Regions from separate parts of the Homo sapiens genome. Here region 1 is linked to region 2. The links are chromatin loops, found by intact Hi-C in ENCODE. Cell type or tissue: A673. All regions are shown on one strand. Each heading gives the region's core, and the rest is flanking DNA. Links, peaks and the distances in the headings are about the cores only. Region 1 has its middle 67 kb from the start of SHCBP1. Region 2 overlaps ABCC11 (ATP binding cassette subfamily C member 11).

Evidence for each region. Hi-C counts contacts between places; a loop is a spot of excess contacts. Peaks named below come from ENCODE experiments on the same cell type or tissue, not always from the same donor. Only the 100,000 strongest peaks of a DNase experiment are listed, where the experiment ranks them.
Region 1: it touches region 2 in a loop (6-fold over the local background); 9 of 110 quality-filtered maps call a loop at or near these places.

Annotation. Positions count from the first base shown.
Region 1 is chr16:46,547,095-46,562,347 of GRCh38, forward strand. It overlaps the pseudogene ANKRD26P1 and the pseudogene RNU6-845P. Among named protein-coding and RNA genes, the nearest start is that of SHCBP1, 67 kb to the right of the region's middle. In A673, for the core only: a CTCF peak has its summit at 7,427 (motif pointing right); a DNase peak (open chromatin) is centred at 7,467.
Region 2 is chr16:48,158,228-48,173,480 of GRCh38, forward strand. ABCC11 (ATP binding cassette subfamily C member 11) reads right to left here. Exons shown (of 30, transcript NM_001370497.1): 27 at 12,662-12,740; 28 at 11,878-11,991; 29 at 9,269-9,433; 30 at 7,546-9,139. The coding sequence ends at 9,047. Among named protein-coding and RNA genes, the nearest start is that of ABCC12, 9.9 kb to the left of the region's middle. RefSeq lists enhancers at 1-949, 6,793-7,294, 7,295-7,794 and a silencer at 7,952-8,121. In A673, for the core only: CTCF peaks have their summits at 6,846 (motif pointing left) and 7,049; a DNase peak (open chromatin) is centred at 6,804; H3K27ac peaks cover 330 bases.

The DNA.
Region 1 (15,253 bases), core at 2,883-10,882, 1.6 Mb before region 2:
CTCAGCAGGGCTTCATTCATTTTTATAATGATCATGCATCTGGTTGGGTGCAGTGGCACATGCCTGTAGTCCTAGCTGCTCCTTTGGCTGAGGCAGAAGGACTGCTTGAGGCCAGGAATTCAAGCCACAGTCATTCTTGTCAATAGCTACTGCATGCCAGCCTGGGTAACATAGTGAGACCCCATCTCTTTAAAAAAACTAAATAAATAAATAAAAGATTGTGTATCATTCAGGTAACTGTGATAATTGTAGAATAACATATAGCCATCAGATATACTATAATACTGTACTACTGATCATAGAGTTATGTTTTGTTTTCAATCTTTTTCTTAATTTTTTATAAAACAAAAAAAAATTTTACCTATTAAAGTCAGTTCTTAATAGAACAAGTCAAAATGCCCAAGAAATGCATCCAAAGTACAGTATGAGTTTTTCATTGTTCCTGCCAAATAGTGAATTTGATTATTAAGGATCAACAGGACTTTTAACTTATTGAAGGGGGAAGAAAGTTATCTTGTATATAGATGACTAAAATGGTGATAGTCTGATTGCCCACATAATCTAATTAAATCACAGTTACTAATTTCCGAAGAAATGTAATTCCAGAAAAGCATTTTACATTTAAACTGTGTGAAATAAAACAATTTGTATTTGACAATCCAGGACGCACTTAAAATCTCGGCAGACCATCATCAGTCACCCTGTCAGATATAAAGAAGTTTATTTAGCATTAGAAAGTAACAGAATACCATATATACTTTAGGATAGGTAGCCAATTCTTTTAAAATCAAATAATAGACATTGGTCGAATATACATATGTTAGAAATGTGTTCTAATAGTACTTTTTTGTTTAGGGATGAAATTCAAAGGGAAGCAGTGAAAGCAGAGATATCACAAGAGGGAAGATGAAAACGAAATTACACTAATAAATAGAGTCAGGTACTGACTTCCCTACTGATGTCCCCAGAATTCCAAAAATGCTGAGAACTACTATGTACGCATATCACCTCATATTTTTCTGTGATATTACATTAGTGTTCTGCAATAAAATATTTAAAAGAAATCATTTAAAAGAAATCCAAACTGCTGATTTGCAAACTATTTCTGATCAAAACTTAAAATTCTGTCAAAGCATGGCTGTATTTTGATTCCATGTCAGAGGAAGGATATGAGTATCTGATAATGGCTTCCAGCTGTTGCTGTCAGGTTTTTGTTTGGCAACACATCCAGAAGAGCTTATCAAGGGTTTGAGTAAAAAACAAGCATTTCCCCAAAAACCAGATAAGAAAGATTACACTTTTCCTCATGAGGACCCTTAGGTTCTGACAATTCTGGGAAAATGTTGGCACAGGAACTCACCAGTCTAGGCCTGACTCTGTGTAGGTAGCTGCTGCAGTTACAAAAGAATTAGGTAGGATCGTGGTAGGTGTCTTCCATACTTGAACACCGGAAGTGCCATGTACCTAAATAGTAGACCTTACAACTCTAAAAGTGTTCTTTTGAAGAGGGCACCACCAAAGAGCTTTTAAAATATTAATTTAACTTACTTTTTAGTAATCTTACTTGTTAGAATTTATATTCCCCCTCCTTGAAATTCTCACATTTAAAATATTTTTGCAACACCTCATCCTCTGATAACCTCTCCTACTTTTCTCTAGCCACTGCTCAGCCTTCTTTACTAACTTCTTTTCCTCTGGGAAATGTTGATATTCTCAGGATCTTGCCACTGGCCTTCTGTTTATTCCACGTCTTTCCTATCATGGACAAGCTCATTCAGATCTATGACCTTGCCTACGTTATTCCAAGTCTGCAGCTCCAACCTCAGTTCTACCTCCAGCTAGAAATGCCTAAAATCCAATTACCTACTGAAAATATCCTACGTGAATATTCCATTTAACTCAACATGCACAGAAAGAGGTTAGTCATTCCTGCTGATCTGCTGCTCTTCTCCATTCACCTGCAAATCTCCTACTCCTTCCTCATGTCCAGGTTAAATGCTAGTTCATGACCTGGAAACCGGTAAATCATCTGAGATTTCTCTCTGTGCCCTAAATTTGTATATCCAATAATCACTAACTCATATTATCTCTGTCTCTTCTCTGTCTCTGCTTTATATTTCCACTACCACTGGTTCTTAACTACTGGCTTTTATAGGCTACCAACAATTAATATTATTTCTTAAATAAAAAAACAAGCAAAACAAATGAAAAAGGCAAAAACCAAGAGAAAGATCAACATTTTAAAATTACTAAGTAGCTTTCTAACATCATTTATTTCACCACGGATGGGTGAAACCCTCATAATGGACTGATGCTAGTCCAAGGATTGGTGACAAGGAAGCTATAGCTTTGGCTACTGCAAAAGCTTCCTTTGTCTTACAGTCTCTTTATGTGGTACTTTCCATCTATCCTCCATATGAGGAATCATCCAACTGCAGGCCGCAGGTCCAACCCAGCCTGCCTAATGGTTTTGTAAATAGTTTTATGGGAGCTCAGTCCTGCCTTTTGCTTACATATTATCTATGACTGCTTTCACACTACCATGGCAGGGTTGAGTAGATATGGCAGAGACCACGTGGCCTGAAATATTTCCCACCTGGTTCTTTACATTAAAAGCTTCTTAATACCATAATCAGAATGTCCTAATACTCAAATCTAATCTTGTGACTTTTCTGCTCACAATTCTATAATGAATTCCTACAGAAAACATTGCTGCCTCCCTACCGGATGACCATTCCTTATCTTTCTTGCTGGAGAACCACAAGTCTATTTGAATATTTATCATCCTAATACTCCCTCCCCATCCCCAACAAAAGAAATAACTATTCTAATTTAATCATGGTCATTACATTTGTTTTCCCAGTGCCTGGTTTAGGAATGAGCATTTGGTGTAACAAAGCCAATAAAATGTGAAAGGAAGCCCACTGCAAGCTTCTGAGTTTTCTCCCTATTTCAAAGAAACATGAGAAGAAAAGCAGCCCTTCCAGCCTTCAGAAATTGTGTTGTGAGAACATGATATTTGGAGCTCTTGCTAATTAGCCAGCCATGAAAGGAGACATGTACAAAACAGCACAGCTGAAACAGGGACACCAAGTGGGACCCAGTGTTATCACTGAACCACCCACCAAAGCAACTCTGCTTCCTATTGTTTTAGTCACTGTTAGTTAGGTCCTTTAGTATTTGCAGCCCAAAGCACTCTACCTGGTAAATTTCCCATAGCCTGCAGGATAAGATCTACTCAGTTTAATACTATAAAGTATTAAAAAGTCTATCATGAGCTTGCCTTACCTAGGTTTTTCCCTATTCCCAACCACTCCCATCTCAGTTTCTGCAACAGCAAAATAGAACTGCTCATAAACCCTGCAAAGTTCACTCAAGCATCTTACCTTTTGCACCTGCTGCTCCTTCTCCCAAGCACGCCATCTTGTTAGATGTTCCTTCTGCCAAACATGAAAACTTGTCAGATGTTCCTTCTGCCCACATCATCCTTCTGCCTCTTTACCTAGAAAAGTTCTACCCCTTCTGCATGCTTACCTGAAATCCTACCCACTTTTTAACAGCTTTCATTCCTCACCACATTCTTCAAGTGTCTGGCACATATTTAACATAATAAGTGATCATTATACACTTCCAGACGGCATCCAGCACATAGTAGTAGGCACTGAATGAAGTAGCAAATAATATAAATGAAAATGATCATAACAAACTCCTGACTGTTTTGTTTTTGTTTTGTTTTTTGAGATGGTCTTGCTCCATTGCCCAGGCTGGAATGCAGCCTCCCAAGTAGCTGGGACTACAGGTGCATGCCACCACGCCCAGCTAACTTTTTCATTTTTTTATTTTTATTTTTAGTAGAGTTGTGGTCTCACTGTGTTACCCAAGCTGGCCTCAAATTCCTAGGCTCAAGCAATTATTTTGCCTCAGCCTTCCAAAGTGCTGGGATTATAGGTATGAGTGACCGTGCCCAGCCCTGACTGTATTTTTTTTTTTTTTTTTGAGACAGAGTCTCTCTGTTGCCCAGGCTGGAATGCAGTGGGGCGATCTCGGCTCACTGCAACCTCCATCTCCTGGGTTCAAGCAATTCTCCTGCCTCAACCTCCCAAGTAGCTGGGATTACAGGCGTGTACCACCACACCTGGCTAATTTTTGTATTTTTAGTAGAGACAGGGTTTCACCATGTTGGTCAGGCTGGTCTCCAACTCCTGACCTCAGGTGATCCGCCAGCCTCAGCCTCCCAAAGTGCTGGGATTACAGGCCTGAGCCACCACACCCAGCCCCTGACTGTATTTTTAAATGTTTGTATTCTGTAACATGAAAACAAAAGAAGCTTACTCCCTAAAACACTCTTGATAGTTTATTCATTAAATGGACAAGTGTATAAATGAATAAAAATATTTTATTTGAAAATTATTGGCCAGGTGCGGTGGCTCACACCTGTAATCCCAGCCCTTTGGGAGACCGAGGCGGGTGAATCACCTGAGGTCAGGAGTTCGAGACGTCTGGCCAACATGGTGAAACCCAATCTCTACTAGAAATACAAAAAAAATTAGCCGGGCATGGTGGTGGGTGCCTATAATCCCAGCTACTCAGGAGGCTGAGGCAGGGAGAATTGCTTGAATCCAGAAGGCAGAGGTTGCAGTGAACCAAGATGGCATCTAGCCTGGGTGACAGCGCAAGACTCCGTCTCAAAAAAAAAAAAAAAAGAATCTTGAAAAAACACACAGATATGAAATAAGGACAGCTGTAGTCTATTATGAGCACCTTAAAGACCAAGACTACGTGTTTCTCACCTGTAGCTTGCAAAATCTAACTTGTAAAAGTTCTTCGATTAGACCGGGCGCGGTGGCTCACACCTGTAATCTCAGCACTTTGGGAGGCCGAGGTGGGCGGATCACGAGGTCAGGAGATCGAGACCATTCTGGCCAACACAGTGAAACCCCATCTCTACTAAAAATACAAAAAAATTAGCCGGGCGTCGTGGCAGGCGCCTGTAGTCCCAGCTACTCGGGAGGCAGAGGCAGGAGAATGGCGTGAACGCCGGAGGCACAGCTTGCAGTGAGCTGAGATCGCGCCACTGCACTCCAGCCTGGGCAACAGAGCGAGACTCCGTCTCAAAAAAAAAAAAAAAAAAAAAGTTCTTCGATTAATATGTACTAAACTAAAAGTGTCCTCATACAGTTCAGACTGTACAATGTATTTGGTGTCACATCTAGGTAGCATAGTAGCATTTTTGTTATTGCGAAGCACTTTTATACTTTTATTATAATTTGTTGAGCCTAGAGTTGAACTATTTCTGGTATTCGTTACAATAACCTTTTGGCTACTGGTAAAAGTGTTTTGTTCTAACAAAATTACTGTTATCATGACAATTAACTAGTGAAGAGAAGAACTTATCTTGTTCTAATGAAGTAAATGTATCTCATTCAATTTCAAATTAGGAAGAATGAAGTCAATAAGTGAGACCTTGTTGGTATAAGAATATGTAACATGACCTGTGCTTTTCAACAAGAAAATGCTTTTCTGACTTCTACACTTGGTATCTTCAAAAAAAATAATTTTCTATTAGTATTAGTGCACACTGGATAAGTTTTACAGTTCTTATTGACATTTGTTTATGGTACCAGAAAGGTATTGTTGAGTTCCCAGTTTTAAAAAGTTACTTTTTTTAGTGACATAAATCACTATGTAATACAGTTGACCTTTGAACAACAGGAGTTTAACCTGCAGCAGTCTAATTATATGCAGATTTTCTTCCACCTCTGCCACCTGAGACAGCAAGACCAATCTCCTTCTTCCTCCTTCTCCTCAGCCTACTCAACTTGGAGACCATGAGGATGACCCACTTCCACTTAATAAATAGTAAATATATTTTTATTCCTTATGATATTCTTAATAGCCATTTTTCTCTAGCTTGCTTTCTTGTAAGAATATAGTATAGTAACACACGTAACATACCAAATGTCTTAACTGTTTATGTTATGAATAAGGCTCCTGGTCAATAGTCATCTAATTCGTAGCTAATTTTGGGGGGAATCAAAAGTTACACACAGGTTTTCAGCTGCACACGGGGTCAGTACTGCTAAATCCTATGTTATTCAAAGGTCAACTGTAATTGACATTTATTTACTAAATAAAAGCCTTTTTTTTTTTTTTTTGAGATGGAGTTTTGCTCTTGTTGCCCAGGCTGGAGTGCAATGGCATGATCTTGGCTCACGGTAAACTCCACCTCCCGGGTTCAAGCGATTCTCCTGCCTCAGCCTCCCGAGTAGCTGGGATTACAGACATGCGCCACCATGCCCAGCTAACTTTGTATTGTTAGCAGAGACAGGGTTTCTCCATGTTGGTCAGGCTGGTCTCGAACTCCCAACCTCAGGTGATCCACCCGCCTCAGCCTCCCAAAGTGCTAGGATTATAGGCATGAGCCACACCGTGCCCGGCAATAAAAACCATTTATTTTAAAAATTAAATAGAAGCTCCAATTTCATAACATATCCAGTTTGTTATAATGAGACTATAAATAAAATATACCACATACTAACTTAAAAATCTTTTTTCTTATTTATACAAAAAAATCATATAAGATTTTAGGGACTACAATTAAAGAAATGATTCCTTTCAGATAATACTGTTTGAGATTATAAATTATCTACACACAACTTTTTAAATCTGAAATCTAACCTACTAAAAAGAAATTTAAAACACACACACATATGTGTATATGTGTGTGTATATATATATATATGTGTGTGTATGTATATGTGCAGTTTACATAGTGAGCTTTTAAACTACTCTTTGGTGATTAAAACTTCCTTGCTCTTATTTGTTAATCTATGGTAACACCACCAAGAGTAATTTACTACCAGAAGTCTTACCTGGATTGCTATTTTGAGGATTTCTAGGTGTCTCATTTTCTTTGTATTCAGACATTACTTGGTGAATGCTGTGTAAAAACGAAATAAGTAAAATTACTATTTTAAAACTGATATAAAAATAATTACCAAAAATGTTAAATTATTAGAGTATTTCAAATGATATCAGTGTTAATTTTAGAATTTTAATTATCCCATACACTTCCCATTTGTAAGCTCTACAAACTTCTCTTTAAGCAAAAATAACATGAAGTACTCATGAACTGAAGGCAGTATAGTTCAGTAAATTAACTTGCATTAGCCTTGTGGGCGGCAAGCCATCCAGGTGCCAAGGCAAGAGACCGAGGGCACAAGCTGTTCCAGTGTAATAAAATATATAAAATAATAGTTATACTAGATACAGATCATAGATATGATTATGTATTAATATCATTCATCATTAGTTTGCAGCAATTACTCTTTATTCCAATATTATAATAATCTTCACTCTAGATAGGAGCTGAGGGAACATAGTGAGAAGTGACCAGAAGACAAGAGTGCGAGCCGTCTGTTATGCCTGGACAGGGCCACCAGAGGGCTCCTTGGTCTAGCTGTAGCGCCAGCATGTGGGAAGACGCCCGTTGACAAGCGGACCGTGGTCTGGCGGTAGCGTCAGTGTTAAGGAAAAACACCCGCTACTTAGCAGACAGGGAAAGGAAGTCTCCCTTTCCCCGGAGGAGTTTAGAGAAGACTCTACTCCTCCACCTCTTGTGGAGGGCCTGACTGATAACCTGCAGTTATCCGGAGGCCTAACCATCTCCCTGTGATGCTGTGCTTCAGTGGTCACGCTCCTAGTCCGCCTTCATGTTCCATCCTGTACACTGGCTCTGCCTTTTAGATAGTAGTAGCAAGTTAGTGAAAGTACTAAAAGTCTCTGATAAGCAGAAATAATGGCATAAGCTGTCTCTCTCCTCTGTCTTTCTGCCTCGGCTGACAGGCAGGGAAGAGCCCCCTGTCCAGTGGACACATGACCCACGTGACCTTACCTATCATTGGAAATGGCTCACACTCCTTACCCTGCCCCTTTGTCTTGTATCCAATAAATATCAGCGCAGCCTGGCATTCTGGGCCACTACCGGTCTCCGCATCTTGGTGGTAGTGGTCCCCCGGGCCCAGCTGTCTTTTATCTGTTTGTCTTGTGTCTTTATTTCTACACTCTCTCGTCTCCGCACACGGGGAGAAAACCCACCGACCCTGTGGGGCTGGACCCTACAAGCCTGACAATAATGGAAAGTGTCTTAACTCAGAATAAGCCCTAGCTCCATAACCAAAAGCTACTAGTTCTTGGATGAGTTGCTTTTGTTAGGTTCAATGTCTTCTTCTAAAAAGTGAGAATTTTACTGTCTTGTTTTACTAGGTTGTTATAAAAACTTGAGATAACGTATTTTGAATGTTCAGAAAAATAGCGAAGCAATGAAATAATTTGTTCTTGAACTTTATTGGTGAAACTATCTTGGAACTGCAAATAATATCCAATGCGTATTTTTTGTAGGTTCTAATATTGAAATGTTGTGGTACTTGGGAAATATTATTAAGTCCTAATTTTGTTTATTAGGTGTTCTACTCTTTGTGGCTTCTAATTTAGGGCATCTCATATATTTCATAGTTTGTAACTACATTTATTTATAAACCTATTATCTCATTAAATTAGATAACATTAATTGTCTACTGTTACTGAGCTCATCGATCATACCAAAGGCAAAAAACTAATAGATATTAAGACCTGCCTTGGACTACTATTCCTTCTTTACAGACTCAAACTCTGAACCAGTAGATCTTTGTTAGAATGATGCTTAATCTCCATGTTCACCTCCAACTGACATAAAAGATAAAACTCTTTTTGTAAGTTCCATGAAGGAGATGCAAGTTGACATTTTTCTCATTTCTGAGACACATACTAACAATATATTTGCACACAACATCCCATGTTTTACTCAGCTCCATTCTCATTCCATAGATCACTGTATGTGAATATTTTTGTAGTGAAAATCACAATTTCAATATTAAGTGCCAACCATTTTGCTTTGACTCATGCTGTTTCCTCGGAGCTAGTCAGAAAATTGTCAAATGACCTCCAGGGACTGCACAAAATATGAACCACTTCATGAATTTGTGTGTCATCCTTATGCAGGAGCAATGCTAATTTTCTCTGTATTATTCCAGTGTTAGGATGTGTGCTGCTGAAGCAAAGACAAAACCTACTTTACACGTGAATACTCATGAGTCATGGATGAGACTTAGCTCTGATAAACCCAATAAACCTACTTTGTTGTTGAATGGCTTCCTGTGAGGTAGAATATGAAAATATTTTTAAAACTTGAGGTAGAAATGCAAGTCGTTAGGCCAGGCATGGTGGCTCATGCCTGTAATCCCAGCACTTTGGGAGGCTGAGGCAGGCGGATCACCTGGGGTCAGGAGTTCAAGACCAGCCCGGCAAACATGGTGAAACATCGTCTCTACTAAAAATACAAAAATTACCCAGGTGTGGTGGCGCATGCCCGTAATCCCAGCTACTTGGGAGGCTGAGGTGGGATAATTGCTTGAACCCAGGAGGCGGAGGTTGCAGTGAGCCGAAATCACACTATTGCACTCCAGCCTGGGCAACAGAGCAAGACTCCATCTCAAAAAAAAAAAAAAAAAGAAAAAGAAAAGAAAAGAAATGCAAGTAACTTGGGAGATTTTCATTATTATGGAAAACAGATTGCTTGAGGATAAAACCACATATTGAAAAAAAAAAAAAAAAGAAAGAAAAAGAAAACACACAAATTGGCACCCACTGCTCTAGGGAAGGATAATATAGAACCTTCCACTCCCTAAGAAAATGTGCTAAACAGCTGTAAAGGCGCCTCAGAGTACAGATCTGGTAACAATGGAGTAAGAAAACACTGATCTCTTTCTGCAACATTATTTAACCTCTTTGACAGTTTAGAACAATCTCAACTACTATTTGACAGAAAAAAGACAAACAAGGGCCTCAAAGGATAACTTACCACGAATGCCTCAGCTAAGTCTAAGCTAAGATGTGGGCTCCACAGAAGGTTTCGAGTGTGGGGGAAGGTTGGTCAATTTTCTTTTTTTTTTTTTTTTTTTGAGACGGAGTCTCGCTGTCACCCAGGCTGGAGTGCAGTGGCGCGATCTCGGCTCACTGCAGGCTCCGCCCCCTGGGTTCACGCCATTCTCCTGCCTCACTCTCCTGAGTAGCTGGGACTACAGGCGCCCGCTACCTCGCCCGGCTAATTTTTTGTATTTTTAGTAGAGACGGGGTTTCACCGTGTTAGCCAGGATGGTCTCGATCTCCTGCCCTCGTGATCCGCCCGCCTCGGCCTCCCAAAGTGCTGGGATTACAGGCGTGAGCCACCGCGCCTGGCTAAGGTTGGTCAATTTTCTCACTATGTGTGTGGCTAAAGCTAGGATGCCCAGCTGTCAGAGCAGGATGCTAGTGCTTTGGGAACAATGGCTGAGCATATATGTATGTGAACTAAAAAAAGTTATAGCTATGAAGTCTATGTATGAATCACCATGAAAACTGAGGGCTCTGAATTAGTAAGCGAATCCTGGTGGGAAAAGTCAAGCATTAACAGACTGCAGAACCACTTTTAACGGCAATAATGCAGGAAAAGAATCAAAGGAAACAACAGAATGATTAGAATGTCCTTTTCTTCCCTTCCTTCTGACCGGTAAAAGATTGTCATTTTTATCCTTCTTGGACTTAGGAAACCCCTTAGGTTCTTGAAAAATTGAAAGAGGAGGGTATAGGAGATAGCCCTCAAAAGACCATACAAGATTTTCTGCTAAACTGAACATTTCAAGACCCAAATAATTAATTAGAGAAATCAGAGATGTGGCACTATTTTTATCCTACGCATGTGGCTATACTTGGAGTAAAAGGGACAATGTTGGGATCTCTAAGGTAAAGATCTCAAAAGTCCTGAGATAAAGAATTCTGCACCCATTGATACTTCTAACCAGTCCAGCCTTTTGCCTGATTTCTGGCTGATAAAGTGGACTAACTCACTGTCACTCCAAAACGACCTGAATTAAACTATAAAATCTCACCTGATGTATAGGATGCAATAGCTATAATTATTTTAAGCCTCAATTTAGTGTAAACTAGCCTTCTAATATAAAAACTTGCCTAGTAAAAGGACTAAAAATGGCATAATCTTCTGCAGCCCATCTAGACATATCTTGGGAAAACACATCAGCATTTTGCTGAAGAAGAATGCTGACTATTCTTGCTGATTCACAATGTACAGCAAGAATGAGGGCTGTTTTAAAACACCAGAGAGATAAATTCTTTCTTAGGAACTTTAAGAAAGTTATTTAAAAAGCTAATTTGATATAATATACCAATTTAATATCTTGCCTGTCCATGTAGAATTAAACATTTACATGTACTAACAAACATAAGCATCTTGGGTGCTCAAGTGTTCATCTTCATAAATTACCACCAATGCTTAAAAAAAAAAAAAAAAAAAAAAGCCTCTTGTCCCAGTAGAGTATTATATCATAGAAGTTGCTAACTTAAAGTCCTTTGATGAGCAAGAAACTATGCTGAGATCCCTTATCTAATGTAGGCAAAGATTTAAAGACAGATACATTGTAATTCAAAATCAGCTAGGGGTCAGATAAGTAAGAGCCATCTGCAGGCAGGAAACAATAATACTAATACTAACGGTAACAATAATAATAATCATAGTAGTTTCAGTTAATGATGCCGATACACATGTGCTAGGCACTGAACTAAATTTTATATATATATATATATATATATATAAATCTTTCTTCCACACAACCACCCTTGAAGGATATATTATTATCCTCCTTTTCATATAGAAAAACATATTTGGTGATAAGTAATGTTCCCAGGTCACATTTCTAGCAAGTGAGAAAGCTAGGACTTAAACCCAGTCTTGTGTGAATCTAAAGCCTAGCTCTTTTCTCTTTTTCACCCACCTATGGCTTGTCTTCATTAGAAGAAGAAGTTATTCATTTAAAGCTATATTTTCTTCCTCTGCCCATAGCAATTACAAATAAAAACATCAGGGCCGGGTGCAGTGGCTCATGCCTGTAATCCTAGCGCTTTGGAAGGCCGAGGCGGGTGGATCACCTGAGGTCAGGAGTTCAAGACCATCCTTGCTAACATGGTAAAACCCCATCTCTACTAAAAATACAAAAAATTAGCTGGGCATGGTGGCATGTGCCTGTAGTCTTAGTTACTCAGGAGGCTAAAGCAGGAGAATCGCTTGAACCCTGGAGGTGGAGGTTACAGTGAGCTGAGATTGCACCACTGCACTCCAGCCTGGGTGACAGAGCGAGACTCTGCCTAAAAAAATAAATTAAATAAAATAAAAACATCAAAATACACTAGAAATGAAATAGAAAAAACTAATGAACCCACGGTATCTGGTAATAGCAATTAACAGCCACATAGGGATAACTTAACATTACTATTTTTCAAAGAAAGCAACTTAAAGAGTCATCTAGAAGAAAAAATGATTTTCAACTCCTATTTATGTCTAATATAGCATGTTTAAAGGAAGAGCATATAAGAAGCAGAGGTTAAAAACTACTATAAAAGGGTTAAGAAGTTCAATATTTATTAAATCTTAAAGTATACTAAAAGTTAAAATCTACATTTCATACAACTAACAAAACCAATATAAAAACACTTTGGTCAGGTCACATGACCAAAAACATCACATTACAAATAACAAACACCAGTCAATATAATAAGAGAAGATGAATCCTACTATATACTCTTCTCTATGTTGCCCAGTCCAAATAATTGTTTTTCTACTTAACCGATGATTTGTGTTGATATTTTTTACTATATCACAATAATTACAAGTTAATCTTCTTATTAATCTAGTATTTCTAACTAGAGAGACTGTTATCACTCTAGAATATCAGTCAGGTTTTAAAAAAAGAACTAATTACTGTACCTTTCAAGCTTAACTGCAGTTAAATTTTCTTTTTGCTTTCTTAAAAAGTCTTCCATTTGCTGTTTTTGTTCATGTACAGCTAGCAAAAATGGTGTGAGTTCATCCTGTAAAACGGCAAGAGCAACTGATAATTCACAACGTTACATATTTCTCAACTGAGCTGGAAACTTTATATTTATGTAAGTAAGTAAGTCCCTTCCTTTTTATTCTTCTTTGCTTTTCCGTGTGCTGTTCCTTCCCTTGGAAAAACCCCTTCTCCTCCACCTCACCACATGAACTCTGGTCATCTCCAAAACTCACTTCAATACCAGCTCCAATAATCTTCACTTCTGTCACAGCACTTAACATAGTATATTGTAATGATTTTATTGTTTTCCATGTAAACCAAGAGCTTCTTGAGGGCAGGGGCTCTACCTTTTATCTCTATATTCCCAAATCTTAAGACATATTAGTAAAAGCTTCAAGCGTTTTTATTAATGATCTAAATTATTGCGTCTAGTGTTTCTTAAGCTGCATTGCAAAGAATGTTTACTTTACCAGATGTGTAACACATCCAGCTACAGCTAAGAATAACCTAGAAAGGCTTATAGGGACGCTAATGAGAAGGTGGTTATTTATGGCAAATATAAAAAATGAGAGTTAAATATAAAGAATATTTACCATAAATAAAAAGAATATAGAATTTAGCAGTTTTTTTTTAAACTTCTAAATTTTAAAATTCAACTCTGGTGCTAAGGGATTTATATAAAATATAGGCTATATATTATAAACAAATAGAAACTGTCTTGAAAGCCTTGACATCTTTATCAAAATATACTGTAAGACGAGAGTTGTCAAATGCTTACAAGGGCAAAGGGGGTGACCTAAGTGAGGTACCTAGGTGGGCACCACAGCAAACTAGAGAACACAGGCCTCATAGAAAGGGGTAACCTCTGCACATCAGACCAAACAGTGATGTGGGCTCAAGGGACACCAGATTTGGTTCTTAAGAGAAGCCTAAAATCCAGATTTGTATATAAGTCTCCTAAATTTTACCTGTTGACACAATTTATGAAGGCAAGTGAAACATACCTATGGGCCACATTTAGACCGCAGCCCTTGCATTTTTAAACTTGCCGTGGGTGTGTTGCCAAATGGTTGTGCATAAAGTAAGTATTTGCATGTAAAATATTTTTTCTTTAGTTTCAGATGTTTTACCAAAAAAACAGTTCCCAACATATAATAAAATTTGCTACTAAGACTCACACTACCCACTTCAGTAATTTTTCTAGCATTTATTCATTTAAAATCTGTTAGTAAGTAGTTTTCTGAGATTGTTAGCCAAATAGATATTTAGTTCATAGGAATGCTGAAACGAAATGATTAAAAGAATTTATGGCCGAGTGCGGTGGCCCACGCCTGTAATCCCACCACTTTGGGAGGCCGAGGCAGGCGGAACACCTGAGGTCAGGAGTTCAAGACCAGCCTGCCCAACATGGCAAAACCCTGTCTCTACTGAAAATACAAAAAATTAGCTCGGCGTGGTGGCAGGCGCCTGCAATCCCAGCTATTCAGGAGAATGAGGCAGGAGAATCTCTTGAACCCGGGTGGCAGAGGTTGCAGTGAGCTGAGATTAAGCCACTGCACTCTAGCCTGGGGGACAAGAGTAAAACTCCATCTCAAAAAAAAAAAAAAAGAATTTATATCTGTACTCTTAGTAACTTCATGGTTTTCAGGGTTTAAAACTGTCATCCTGATTATACCAAAACTCTATGAACAGACATACTGATATAGCCCATAATACAGCTTCAACAACAACAACAAAATGTTTAGAATTTGCTACAATTCTAGTTAAGGAAACTCCACTTGTAATAAAGATTTATTGGCCTAATTACCTGAATGGTAACAAAGAGATGTGAAGTCCTGAAGGGGTCAGCCTCCACTTAGTGAAATACTGCCCAGGCTGAGTGTACTAGCTCATGCCTGTAATCCCAGCACTTTTGGAAGCTGAGGCAGAAGGGCTGCTTGAAGCAACCGAGAGTTTGAGACCAGCCTGGGCAATATAGTGAAACCCTGTATGTACAAAAAATTTAAAAATTGGCTGGGCATGATGGTGCATGTCTGTAGTCTCAGCTACTCAGGAGGCTGAGGTAGGAGGATCACTTGAGTTCCAGAAGGTTGAGGCTGCACTGAGCTTTGATTGTGCCACTGCACTCCAGCCTAGGTGACAGAGCAAGATCCTGTCTCAAAAAAATTTTTAAAAAGAAAGACTACCCATAGCAAATTTATAAAGACCCGCTGAATGGCAGTAAATAATTAATGGTGGGAAGGAAAAGGTGTTATTCTGTAAGCTGATAGATATTGCCAACAATATTTCTTTTAGCTTCACAACCACAAAGGTAAAGAAAAATGGGCTAATAT
Region 2 (15,253 bases), core at 3,485-11,484:
GGACAGAAAGTTCTGATTAACTGTAATGGACCGAGGTGATGGGATGGGGACCCAGCAGGGCCTGTCTGTTCAGATTCTTCTTGGCCTCTCTGCACAGCATTTCTTCTTTCTAGGTATGGGGCACGACCCCTCTGGAATGAGGGTCTTAGGACCTACTCTCAGACAAAGTTGGTCAGAGAATTTCTTTACGGCCAGCTCCTGTGCAGAAGGGTGGAGGAAAGTTTGAGTCATAGTTTTAGGTTCTATCGGTGGCTTTGGGGGAAGAATTTCTATGACTCACCTTGGGGAAGGGGAACTCTGGTTTCTATGACTCACCTCATGGGAGAAGAGGTGCACAAGGGGTGCAGGAGGGCAGGAGAAGGTCAGAGAGAACTTGCTTCTGAGGCTGCTTCTGAGGTCATCCAAACTCCATCAGTTCAAAGTACTCAGCCTGCCAAAGTGCCATACTTTGGGGTATTGTTGTCCGAGCCTCAACACATGTCCACCCTGCACATCCTTGTAAATAACTATACATGCATAAATTAGGGGTCTGTGTGCGCACATACCAGCAGTGGTGCTCCATGGCAAGGGAAAATTGGTGCTTGATGGGAAGGAAATTTTCCCAGCTCTGAGGTTCTGTGGGGTCTCTATTCCAAAGTGAGGTTCTCGCCGGGCATGGTGCTTCACACCTGTAATCCCTGAACTTTGGGAGGCTTGGGCAGGCAGATCACCTGAAGCTAGGAGTTCAAGACCAGCCTGGCCAACATGGTTGAAACTCCATCTCTACTAAAAATACAAAAATTAGCCGGGCATGCTGATGCACACCTGTAGTCCCAGCTACTCGGGAGGCTGAGGCAGGAGAATCGCTTGAACCCTGGAGGCAGAAGTTGCAGTGAGCCGAGATTGTATCATTGCATTCCAGCCTGGGCGACAGAGCAGGACTCTGTCTTAACAATGACAACAAAAAAGTGAGGTTCTGTCTGAAAAAAAAAATAGAGAGAGAGGAGTGGGGAGACAAAGACGGAAAGAGACAGATAAGAGAGAAAGAGCAGAAAGACTTGGCCCAAAGGCCCCAAGAAGTGCTCAGAAATCAGTGTGTGCAGTTACATAGAATCAATAGCTCACAGTGGCTAAGAGTAGAAACTCTGGAATCAGATCTGTCCTCAAAATCTCTAAATTTCAATGTCGTCAACTACAAAATGAAAACACTATCCTGAAAGCATTGTAAATTAACTAAGGATTAAAGTGGATCATGGAAGTGAAGCGCTTAAACACAGTGCCTTAAACAAACACTCAATAAATGGTAGCTATTGTTTGTGAATAAGAATTTTAAAATTAGCAGGATCTCAGCAGGGCGCGGTGGCTCACACCTGTAATCCCAGCACTTTGGGAGGCCGAGGGGGGCAGATCACGAGGTCAGGAGATAGAGACCATCCTGGCTAGCACAGTGAAATCCCATCTCTACTAAAAATACAAAAAAATTAGCCAGGGGTGGTGGCGGGTGCCTGTAGTCCCAGCTACTCGGGAGGCTGAGGCAGGAGAATGGCATGAACCCGGAAGGCGGAGCTTGCAGTGAGCCGAGATCGTGCCCCACTGCACTCCAGCCTGGGCAACAGAGCCAGACTCCGTCTCAAAAAAAAAAAAATTAGCAGAATCTCGCTAGAAGTAAGAATTCTACCTCCTGGGTTGCTATTAGAATCTGTCTAGTAGAAATACACTGATGTCTCTGCTAAAAGAAGGGGTTTGGATTTTTCACTTTATTTGCCTAATGAACTAAGGCGAGCGATATAAAAGGACTGTCAAACAAAGCTGATGTCAAGTGATTTTGGAAAGTAATTGGAATTTGCATGGACTTTTAAAACAGTAAGTGGAAGAAATATATGTAAGTAAAGCAATAATAGGATTCGTGAGCCAGAAATACATGCATGCAACAGTCAGAGAACAAGCCCTCTAATAAAGAACAAAAATATTTCACAGCCAGAAAATGTGGGTGCTGTTCTCAGCTCCACCACTTAACAGCTTAAAGACCTGAGCAAGCCCCTTGGCTCAGAGAGCTGATCCTAGGAGTTAAAACCTGCCCCCAACATGAGAAAGAATTCTCAAAGAATCCATTCTCAGAATCAGGAAAACTATGCTAATTGCAAACAAATGAATTTTCCATTTAAATGGTGGTCATAACAATCTTGTAATAAACCTATTTCTTTCTTTGCATGGGCTGTTAAGGAGTTTAGAGCAAAAACTCAGCCATCTCTAGTAACTGTACACAATCTTATGGCATGCACTTATATGCAATTATATGCGAGGAAGTGCTCTGTTAAGTCTAAATCATGAACACACCCCAGATCAGTGAAGGATATTGATATGTGAGGGGAGAAGGAGGTGGGGAGCATTTCAGTGAATGCCACTGAGAGGGACTGAGACCCTCATATCAGAACAGAAGTTTCCAAATCGGTACGGTTCTCTCTAGAGTACAATGCTACCCATTAAGTATCTGGGAACCAAGGATTTGGCAAGAAACACGCTTATCAAGTCAGCAAAGTGTACTCCTCTTTGCTCTGATGAATCACAGTTTTGCACTAATGCTCCTCAGAGATGCCGCACTGGATGGCAAGCTCTGCGTAAGGGGCTGTCAGGCACTAGAAATAGAACTTCCATGAAGGGGCAGCCTATCTGTCCCCCTGCTCTGAGCAGGCCATGCTGGCTGGTTTGGGGGTGAGGCCTTTATCCCCAGCCCTTACTGCTTGCTTCATCCTTCTCGTTTTCTTCCCTCTCCTGTTTTATTTTATTATTTTATTTTATTTTGGGGATGGAGTTTTTCTCTTGTTGCCCAGGCTGGAGGGCAGTGGCTCGATCTCGGCTCACTGCAACCTCCACCTCCCAGGTTCAAGCAATTCTCCTGCCTCAGCTTCCCTAGTATCTGTGATTACAGGCGCATGCCATCACGCCCGGCTAATTTTTGTATTTTTAGTAGAGATGGCTTTTCACCATGTTGGCCAGGCTGGTCTCGACCTCCTGACCTCAGGTGATCCGCCCACCTTGGCCTCCCAAAGTGCTGGGATTACAGGCATGAGCCACTGCGCCCAGCCCCCTCTCCTGTTTTATATTCGAGTTCTAAACCAGCCTATTAAAAGCCAGTGGTGTGGTTGTGGGCAAGGTATCTCCTCCGCCTGGGACACGAGTTCCCTCTAGAAAATCAAAGAGCTGAGTTAAATGCAGGTTCTTAAATTGTTTGTGTGCCATGGACCTCTTTGGCATTCTAGTATATTCTCAGAAAAAGTATTTCTATGCATGAGATAAAGTACATAGGATTGCAAAGATAACCAATTATGCAGAATGTGCTTATGATAATATGTATAAAACACAGCTGAATACTGTAAGGTATATGCTTCTATATTGATGCACTAAGTAATGTGATCTAGCAGAAGTTCTAATGACTATTATAATTTCAAAGCATTGATGCATGTAAGTGATATTTTGAGACATCTGAAACAATTGAAATGAGATTTGAGAATACCGCTGATTTCTATTGGTAACAAAGTCACAGATACTGCTAATACTATCTATTTGTTGCCCCATCAAGGAAAACACCAAATTTCAGTTTGTAAAAATAAAGATGTCATTTTTTTCCCATCCAAATTCATAGATGCCCTGAATCTAGCTAAGAGGTCCATGGACCACAGGCTAAGAACAGCTGGACTGACGACTTCTAAAATTGCTTCTGACTCTGAAGCAGTTGGATTCCACAGAATTTTCTAAATGATGCCGGGGGACAGATTAGGGGACATTTAGGATAATGGGGTGAAATTTTACAATCTTAACAGCTGGCACCAGAGTGAATCAGAGGGTGGGAACCGTTTTTGTTTAGCAACTGCCTTGATCTGTCTCTTGGGGCAGTCAGAGACACCCTAATGACTTGCTTGGCAGGAAAGGGCACCAGAAGGGAGAACTAAACTGCTCTGCATAAAATGTGTCCAAGAATTGGGAGGCGGGGGCAGGGAGAACACAGACAGTAATTAGAGAACCAGAGAGGAAACCAGAGCCAGAGTGGGTAGAATGGTGAGGGACTCCTTAAGAAAGCACATGGTTGATATTCAATTGGAAGTTGTTGACTTGCTGTCAACAATTCTTTTGACCCCACCCTTCATTCAAGTGGTCTACACATACAAAGGAAATAAGGAGAAGTGCTGAATTCTCCTGCTAGATGAATGCAGTGGAGCAAAGGAGAGGATGGATGGCCTAGCGGGATGCTCAGGAAGGCAGAGTTAAAAGAGGTCATGCAAATCAAAGTGCCCGGAAGCACAGGAACTTTGGGAAGCACATTCACATGGGGGCCTGGACCCTTCCTGTCTAGATCATATGGGACACGTGCTCTCAGCTAACCTCTGTGTTCTCAGAGCACGGGCCAGAGACCAGCAGTATCAGCAACATCTGAGCCTTGTTAGAAGGGCAAATTCTTAAGCCCAACCCCAGACCTACTGGATGGAACTATATGAGGTTGGGGTCCAGCAATCTGTGTCTTGCCCTCCAGGCAATTTGGATACTCAAGTTCAAGTTTGAAAACTTCTGCTGTCAGGCGTTATTATTTCCATTATTGCATTCCAGTGTCCCAGTCCACAGAGAGGTGTATGCAGAATTTCTCCCAGCACTCAGCCTTGGGGGACCCGCTCCCAGCCTGGGGATAAGAACACTGCCCCTCACCTTGCACTGGAGAGAGCTTTCCAGAGCCAGAAAATGCTCCCAGCCACGGTGAGCTCCCTGCCCCTCCAGGCAGCCACTCCCTCCTGGGACCTTTCCAGTGACCCAAAGGTCCATGCCTTCTAGGCTGGGGCTGCCCTCTGGAGCCACTTTTCTGAAAGAAGCCCTTCCGGACCGGAAAGACTGAAGTCTGAGTCTTCCCCTCTTTCTGCTGGTGCCTTGCACAGCATGGTGCTCTGGCCACCATAGAGGTTGGTCTCTGAAGACTGCTCATTTACCAGTTTCTCTTACGATATTGTCCAGGGCTGCAGACAGAGGGCAGGGCAGGCAGGGCCAGCGTGACTGTGGCCTCCTTTGCTCTGCACATCAGTTGCTGTCATTGTGGACCACACTGTTACAGGAAAGGAGCTCCAATCCAGACACCAAGAGAGGGCTCTCGGATCTCACGCAAGAATGAATTCAGGGCGAATCCATAGAGTAAAGTGAAAGGAAGTTTATTAAGCAAGTAAAGGGGCCTGGCACGGTGGCTCACGCCTGTAATCCCAGCACTTTGGGAGGTGGAAGCGGGCGGATCACGAGGTCAGGAGAGCAAGACCATCCTGGCCTAACATGGTGAAACCCCGTCTCTACTATAATACAAAAAATTAGCTGGGCGTGGTGGCGGGCGCCTGTAGTCCCAGCTAGTTGGGAGGCTGAGTCAGGGGAGCCGCTTAAACCAGGGGGGCGGGAGCGCGGAGGTTGCAGTGAGACAAGATCGCGCCACTGCACTCCAGCCTGGTGACAGAGCAAGACTCCGTCTCAAAACAAAAAAACAAGTGAAGAAATAAAAGAATGGCTACTCCATAGAGCAGCCCCGAGGGCTGCTGGTTGTCCACTTTTATGGTTATTTCTTGATGATATGCTAAACAAGGGGTGGATTATTCATGCCTCCCCTTTTTAGACCATATAGGATAACTTCCTGACGTTGCCATGGCATTTGTAAACTGTCATGGCGCTGGTGGGAGTGGAGCAGCGAGGACAACCAGAGGTCCCTCTCTTCACCATTTTGGTTTTGGTGGGTTTTGGCCGGCTTCTTTACTGCATCCTTTTTTATCAGCAAGGTCTTTATGACCTGTATCTTGTGCCAACCTCCTATCTCATCCTGTGGCTTAGAATGCCCTAACCATCTGGGAATGCAGCCCCGTAGGTCTCAGCCTTATTTTACCCAGCCCCTATTCAAGATGGAGTTGATCTGGTTCAAATGCCTCTGACAACATCACCCCAACTCATGCCTCTAGAACCTCTAAAAAAATTCCATGACCTCCTCTCCGCCAGTATGGAATTGAAAATAAAAATAATAACAAACCATCAAATAAATATAACAAAGCACAGCAAAGCCCTGCATTCTCTCATTATAATTATTTTAGTATTATTTTTGAAAGACCAAATACCAATTTTTAAATGTTTATCATAAAACATTTCTGAAACCTGAAAAGGTGAAAAGAATTATTAAAAATCAAAGCCTCATACACTCACCACTCAGCTTAAGGAATAAAATATTACAATATTGGCTGGGCGTGGTGGCTCACAGCTATAATCCCAACAGTTTGGGAGGCGGAGGCGGGTAGATCACCTGAGGTCAGGAGTTCAAGACCAGCCTGGCCAGCTTGGCAAAACCCCGTCTCTACTAAAAATACAAAAATTAGCCAGGTGTGGTGGCAGGCACCTATAATTCCAGCTACTCAGGAGGCTGAGGTAGGAGAATCGCTGGAACCAGGTGGCAGTGAGCAGAGATCGCGCCACTGCACTCCAGCCTTCACAACAAGGTGAAACTCCGTTTCCCTCCCTCCCTCCCTCCCTCCCTCCCTCTCTCTCTCTCTCTCTCCATATATATATATATATATGTAAAATCAATGTTGTTTAAAAAAACTAATGGTATTTTTCAAAAAATTCTGCTTTATTACTGCTCGGAGCCAATGGTTCTCACATTTTGCTGCTGGAGGTGGGGACGGGGGCAGATGGGATGGGGCTCTGCACACTGAGTGGAAATGGGCTCTATTTCCTGTCCTCTGACTCCAGGGGTCAACACTTTTGTGGCGAATTATCTCCGGGGATCCGGCCAGCTCAGAAGCCCAGTGGGGCCATCACCGCATTTTTGGGACGAGGCTGCCATCTGCTGGTCGCTCAAGGAAAAGACGGCAGCTGCATCTGGCCTGGGGAGGGCCAGTGTGTAGAGAGCTCCCTCACCCGTGATGAGGGCAGTGTCCCACAGCAGTTCTGGGAATGGGGAAGCAGAGGAAGGAGAGTCACCCTCAATGGGCAGATGAGCAGCTGAACTGTGATGGGATGGTAGCATATGGGGTTCCCAGGGACACTTCAGGGCCCAAAAAAGAAAAAAGCCAGGACTGAGGGGAAGGGAATAACAGAGCAAAGGTTTTTTAAGAAAGATAAACCCCCTAGAAGGAGAAGCAGGTGCCACTAGAGAGTCCCAAATGGGGAACAGAAGGTTCGCGCTCCAGGGCACCGGACTTCTCCTGTTCCGTCCAAGGATTGCATCAGCCCCTGTAGTAGCTCATTCCCGCAGGGATTTGTTTGCTGTTCTCTCTGCCTTGAACATTCTTTCCTGCCCCAGTCCCCTTCCTTGGAGTAAATGTTTGTTCAGTGCTCAGGTCTCAGTAAACTGTGCCCACACTGCCTCCAGGAAGTCCCCGGGGGCTGCCTTTTCCTCTGCATCCTGTTCCTGCTTCTAGCCTCAGGTAGCCCTGTTCTGGATCGGCCTGTTTACTTGTTTACAGTTTTACTGTTTACTTACCCTCACGAGATTCCAAATTCCCTGAGGGCAGGGACACCATTTCATCCCCAGCACCAGTGCAGGCAAGAGAGTGAGAAATATTGGTTTACTAAATTGATTTTTTATGGCATTTTTTGAAAATCAGACATCATAATCTGGAATAAAAAGGAAAGTACTTTGAAACATATTTCCCCCAACAACAAGGTCTCCCCAGAAGTAAGTTGAAAATGATTGCCTTTTCTATTTGTCTGTAACCACATGTGGAGGGTGGGGGAGTGAGAACAAGAAAGAGAGAAAACAAATTATTTTATTTTCAGTTGTCATACGTTGTAAGTTATGCTGCTCTTCAGTAAACAATCATAGTAGACAGCTGCTATCTGGGGCCTGGCCAGCATCCATATCCATTCTTCCCTCAGGCACAATTTTACTTTGGTGAAACAACCTCTTCTATTCTCAGTCTACATGATCTAGGGCAGCAAATCCCATCCCCAGGCCCAAATATGGGCATGTGGCTCAGGCCTGGCAAATCACAGTATGCCAACAGCCTAGCACATGATTGATCAGGAACAAGCACATGACCCAAGCTGGCCCAGTGAGATTTCACCCTGGAATCATTGAGGCAAGAAGACCTGGGGGGTGCAGAGTGTGTAGGACGTGAACCTGGAGCTGCAGGCAACCATATTGCCACCATGAGGCAAGAGGAAGTTAGAAAGTGAAGCCAAACAAAGGAAAGCAGAGCTAGGAGAAGAGAAACAGAGACCTCAAAACAGGCATCCTTTCATTCCGGCACCCAACCTTGAACTTTTTCTGTATCTTTCTGTTACAAGACCAACAAACTCTTTTTTTTTTCCAAAGTTAGTTTGAGGGAGTCTCTGTTCCTTGCAACTGAATAAGTACTAGCTAACGTAAAAAGCAGAATGAAGATGGCTGGGTGCAGTGGTTCATGCCCATAACCTCAGCACTTTGGGAGGCCAAGGCAAGCGGATCACTTGAGATCAGCCTGGCCAACATGGTGAAACCCCGCCTCTACTAAAAATACAAAAATTAGCCAGTCATGGTGGCACATGCTTGTAATCCTAGCTATTCAGGAGGCTGAGGCAGGAGAATTGCTTGAACCTGGGAGGCAGAGGCTACAGTGAGCTGAGATTGCGCCACTGCGCTCCAGCCTGGGCAACAGAGCAAGACCCTGTCTAAAAAAACAAAAAGAAAAGAAACGAAAGGAAGCAGAACAAAGAAAGTGAGTTTTCCTTAGTTTTATATTTTACAAAGTCAGTACAGCATTTGCAACACTTCTAACACAGATCAGAAAACTATAAGCTTTTACCTTATTATAAAATTATTCAGCATGTAAGTTAAAAGGAGAACCACATGATCACTGAATCCCATGTCTTAGATGGTTCTGGGGTTCTAAGGTCTTGAGAGCCATCAAGTAGCCTATTCCAGGGTTTCCATCCAGCAATCCCCACCCCCCCTACATTTACCCCTGCTTCCAGGAGAAGTTCTCATCTCCAAACAAGAAGGTCGCAGACTGTGGGCCTCGAAGCTGCACCTGTGTGAACCTCTGAGCTCAGCTGCCAGCCTCCATGAAGTCTCCACATCTCCTTATCTCAGTGAAGAAGTGGCTGTGGCCATGAGGGCTGCGAACAATGACCCAGGCTTCTTCCGCAGTACCTCCGGCCGATCAAATTCTACCACCTGGAGGGTAGAGAAAGGCGAGGGGAGGATCAGGGCACAGCTGAGCTTGTGTCCTTGGAGGACTCAAAGGCATCTGGGGTAGCAGCCTGAGCCCTCATCCTCCCACCAGCCCAAGGACGCAGCCTTCACCTTCCCATTGCCCATAACCAGGATGTGGTCACAGTTCAGCACAGTGGTGACACGGTGGGCAATGACGAGCACGGTGCAGCCCTGGAAGGCTTCACGGATTGTGCGCTGGATCAGGGTGTCTGTCTCCATGTCAATGGAGGCTGTGGCTTCATCGATAAGGATGATCTGATGAATACAAAACAGGGGTGAAGGTGTCTACTTCAGGCCCTAGAGACCTGGGTCTAGCCCTGGTTTACCACTAATTCACCAGGGCCCTTCCTCTCCAGGTCTCCATTTCTTTAGCTGGGAAATGGGAGAATTATGCCGAGTGCAAAGCCCGCTCTGATTGCTGATTATCCATTACCTTATGAAGAGAACGTTAGGTCTCAACCAGGAGCTAACTGCATTTTAGTGGCCAGAGAATTAAGTTCTTGGAAATGAAAATGGCCTAGTGGCAACTTCTTGTTTTATTAACTACTTTCCCATTTACCGAAACTAAAGTAGAGCGGTGTTCTCCAAGAAGGGGCAGGCACACACCCCAGGAGGCACATGAGATGATTTCTCCAGCATATGGATAAACATTCTTTTTAGTTTAACATTTTTGTATTTATTTCATTAACGATATGCATGAGGAAACTGTAACTCACACTGAAAGTGTGATTTCACAAATGGCACTGCTTGGGATGAGGCTGTTTTTGAAAAGGGAGTATCATTAGTAAATCACAGGGTAGGTGGTACCCAGAGATGACAAAAATCATAAAGTAATGACTCAAATTTGGGAAGCAATACAGAGGAAGCCATTGCAGCACCAAATGGCTATGTAATTGAAATAAGGAAGTGTGAAGAAAGTACTACATGTACTTTGCAAATTTGTTGTTCATCTCTCCAAAGAAGAGGGGGAAAGTCCTACCTCCTCTGAAATTTTCCCAGGCTTTGGGCCCCACTGAGCTCTTTTCCCACAGCTCTGACAGTTTGCACCAACAGTTTTTGCATTTATCATTAATTAACCATGATACATGTGTGTGAGCATGCATACATGTGTGAGTATGGAGAAGGTATGTGCATATGCATGCATAAGTATGTGTGTACATGTGTGTCTTGCCTCGCCTACGTAGGAGAAGGTTTGCCCCAGGCTATCTCACATACTCAAACACCTGAAATTATGGACAAAATATCTAGAAAGCTTCTGGAAGCCCTGTTCCGCCAAATTTTTAAAAATATGCAATTTTGCAGCCATAAAAAAGAATGAGTTAATGTCCTTTGCAGGGACATGGATGAAGCTGGAAGTCATCATTCTCAGCAAACTAACACAGGAACAGAAAACCAAACACTGCATGTTCTCATTCACAAGTGGGAGTTGAACAATGAGAACACATGGACACAGGGAGGGGAACATCACACACCAGGGCCTGTCAGGTGGTGGGGGGCAAGGAAAGGGAGAGCATTAGGACAAATGCTTAATGCATGTGGGTCTTAAAACCTAGATGATGGGTTGATGGGTGCAGCAAACCACCATGGCACATGTGTACCTATGCAACAAACCTGCACGTTCTGCACATGTATCCCAGAACTTAAAGTAAATTTAAAAAATATATATATATGCAATTTTGCCCTGGATCAGCATCTGTCATCCAATTCCCAGTTCTAATAAAGATAAAAGGGATGTACTGCATCCAAGTTTTTAAAACAGTATACAGTAGGCAATTTAAAAATCAACGAGGGTCTAATGTGTTGTGTTTTTCTGAGAAAAGAGGATCATCATTTGGTCTAGTTGGAGACATTTCAGCTCAGGTGTAAGGAATCCGCTATCAGGCAGCCTAGGCTGTGAATCTCATCTACCATGCCTCACCCACACCACAAATGCATGTGGAATGGCACTCAGTGAAATGAATAAGCCCATCTTGAATTAATTTTTGTAGAAGGTGTAAGGAAGGGATCCAGTTTCAGCTTTCCACATATGGCTAGCCAGTTTTCCCAGCACCATTTATTAAATAGGGAATCCTTTCCCCATTTCTTGTTTTTGTCAGGTTTGTCAAAGATCAGATGGTTGTAGATGTGTGGAAATAATTAAGAAAATATGGCACATATACACCATGGAATACTATGCAGCCGTAAAAAAGGATGAGTTCATGTCCTTTGTAGGGACATGGATGAAGCTGGAAACCATCACTCTCAGCAAACTATTGCAAGGACAAAAAACCAAACACTGCATGTTCTCACTCATGGGTGGGAATTGAACAATGAGAACACTTGGACACAGGGTGGGGAACATCACACACTGGGGCCTGTCGTGGGGTGGGGGGAGGGGGGAGGGATAGCATTAGGAGATATACCTAATGTAAATGACGAGTTAACGGGTGCAGCACACCAACATGGCACATGTATACATATGTAACAAACCTGCACGTTGTGCACATGTACCCTAGAACTTAAAGTATAATAATAAAAAAAAGGAAATGAATAAGCCCTTTGGATTCTGTTGCTGTTGTTGTTGTTGTTGTTGTTGTTGTTAAGACGTACACCACAGAGCCCAGTGTCCCACGGTAGTGAAGGGAGAGGGAGCCGGTGTGGCTTCCCTCATCATGCGTAGTCTGTGGCTTCCCCTGGCCACACGGCAGTGGTGGCCTCACCTTGGAGTTGCGAAGCACAGCCCTGGCAATGCAGAGCAGCTGCCTCTCCCCCACAGAGAAGTTTCCACCGTTTTCCACCACATCTGTATGCAGCTTTTTGGGGAACTTTGAGATCTGCGATATGGGAAGAAGAGACAACATAACCTGGAAGCCACTGTGGGGTGAGACCCAACCTGACCTTGTCAATCTTCCGCTGTATTGGCAACACTGCCCTCCTCTCTCTACGCTCCAGCCTCTGTTTTCTTGCTCCTTAACTGCGCCTTGCTCACTCTCGTCTCTGGGCCTTTGCATACGCTAGCTCCTGTGCCCAGAATGTCCTCTCAAAAGATCTTTCATCGGCTGCCCCTCAGTTCTTGGTCTCAGCTCAGCTGCCACCTGTTTAAAGAGACCTTGCCTGGCCACCCAATTGAAAAGAGCTGCTCCTGCCCTGACGTTTCTATGGGTCTCATGACTACCTATACAGCCCTTACCAGTATCTGAAAGTATCTCCTGCATTTACTTGTTGCCTTTATCTCCTATTGAATGTACGTACCAGGAGGACAAAGACCTCATCTGCCTTGTCTTTGCTGTGCCCCTGAGCCTAGAACAGTGTCTGGCACACGGTTGGTGTCTGAGTGCCATCAGCCTTGACTTAGGAATGCCAAGTCATCTCATCTCCATGAGATGATGCATCCATGACCCGAAGCAGCAGCAGCTGGAACACCACATGAGAGGAGCCCCAAAGGGGCAGCCCCCCATGGGCGATGCAGACTTAGACCAAGACTTGGGCCTTGGAGCTACTTACGGCCTTGGTCAGGAATGTCCTCTCCAAGGCATCCCAGATCTGCTGGTCAGTGTGACGGTCAAAGGGATCTAGGTTGAATCTACCATATGAGAGAAAGAGAAGTGTTCAACAACATCACCCAGGCTTTGAACACTCATTTATATGCCCAGTGAATGACCAAGAATGTTTAGAACTGGATTATGGGGTTTAGGGAAATTCATGGAACCACCACAAATGGAGATTTTTTGTGCCTCCCAGCACCTGTTCCTTCTGCAGGCAGCAGGCCCAGGTTTTGTTTAGGGGCCACCTCCTCCCCAGTCCCCCAGCCCATGTGTTCCAGGGCAGGCTCCACCATCCACTCCTGATGGAGCAAAGGGCTCAAGGATAAGCCAATCGACATACAGCAATCCCTGGCCATGGTGCTTAGCTTGGGGTGGGAAAGTAACCAATCAGAGTGTATCTCAGGACTTTTCAGGCTACCATGGGAGACGTGCGGAGAGATTGCAACCATCCTCCCACAGGAGTGGGACACATGGAGCCCCCCAGGGCCCTCATGTGGAGTTCAGAATGAAGCAAGGCAATGCTAGGGGAAAACCGGGCCCTGGAACTCAGCCTTGGCCTCCCCATTATCATGCATGAGTCATTAGAGGCCACTTTTCCTTAAGCCATTTGGGTTTTGTTTTATTGTGTGATAGAAAGTACATAATATTTATCATTTTAACCACTTAAAAGTGTACAATTCAGCAGCATTAAATACATTAATAATGTCATGTAACCATTACCACTATTTATATCGAAACCTTTTTCATCATCCTGCTGGGCATGGTGGTTCACACCTGTAATCCCAGCACTTTGGGAGGCTGAGGTGGGCAGAACACTTGAGGTCAGGAGTTTGAGACCAGCCTGGCCAACATGGTAAAACCCCACTCCACTAAAAATACAAAAATTAGCCAGGCACAGTGATGCAAGCCTGTAGTCCCAGTTACTCAGGAAGCTGAGACAGAAGAATCACTTAAACCCAGGAGGTGGAGGTTGCAGTGAGCTGAGATGGTGTCACTGCACTCTAGCCTGGGTGACAGAGTGAGACTCGGTCTCAGAACAAAACAAAACAAAACAAAACAAAACTTTTTCATTATCCCCAACAAAAACTCTATACCCATTAAACAGTCTCTTCTTCCCCCTCCCCACCAGCCCTTGGTAACTTCTATTCTACTTTCCATCGATATGGATTTGCCTATTCCAGCTACCTCATATAAGTGGACTCATGTAGTATGTGTCCTTCTGTCTGGCATCTTTCACTTCGTGTCCATCCATATTGTAGCATGTAACATTTCCCTTCTTTTTAGAGCTGCATAATATTCCATTGTATGTATATACCACATTTTGTTTTTCCATTCATCTGTTTATAGACGTATGACTTGTTTCCACCTTTTGATTACTGTGAGTAGGGCTGCTCTAAACACTAGTGTACACATATGGGTTGAAGTCTCTGCTTTCAACACTTTGGGATATATAACTAGAAGTGAAATTCCTGGATTACATGGTAATTCTATGTTTAACTTTTTTTTTTTTTTTTTTGAGACAGGGTCTCACTCTGTCTACGAGGCTGGAGTGCAGTGGTGCAAACACAGCTCACTACAGCGTTGACCTCTTGGGCTCAAGCAAGCCTCCCACCTCAGTCTCCTGAGTAGCTGGAATTGCAAGCACAGACCACCATGCCCAGCTAATTTTTGTTTACCTTTTTGAGGAATTGCCAAATTGTTTTCCATGGTCTCTGCACAATTTTACATCCCCACTGGCAATGCATGAGAGTTTCAATTTTTTCACATCCTTGTTAATAATACTTGCTATTTACCTTTTATTATTGTTATAGCCATTCTAGTAGGTGTGAAGTGGTAGCTCATTGTTGGGGGGCTGGACTTTCTGTTTCTTGCAGTGAAAAGAATCCTAACATCCAGGTAACTGACATGAGAGAGGGAATCTATCTGGACTTTACACCCAGCAAGCTTTACACTTGCATCTGGAACAGGCAGCACTATAGACACTTCCCTGCTATGCAGCCATGTAGCCCTGAGTGAAACCTGTCAACCTTGCTTTATCCTTCCCCAGTTGTGCCAGCCACGCATATCTTGTGTGTAGGGCTAATGTGTACTAAAGAAGAGGCAGGTCTTATTTGCATGACATTTGATATCTCCAAAGCACTTTCATAGATGGGTTATTTGACATTTTCTCCTCCATGAGATGGGTATACTCCTTTCTTATCAGTTTTAAATGGCTTGTTCAAGGTCACGCCACAAGCCAGTATGAGAGCCAGGCTGGCATCAAGACATTCAGAGAGATGCTTAAGGGTAGAGCCTTAAGTTCTAAGGTAGGATTTCAAGTCCACATTTCTTTCTACAGAAAGAGGTGGGGGGAAATATCACAAATTATGGGTTTAGAACACCTAGGGTTATATCTCATGTTCGCCATTTCTTTGTGTGTCTTTAAACAAGTCCCCTTCCTCTCTAAGTTCCGTGCCTTCATCTGTAAAATGGGGATAATGAAGGGGCCTCACAGTGTTGCTGGGAGAGTTAAATTAGGCAGTATACTAAAGCATTCAGTTGGCACATATAA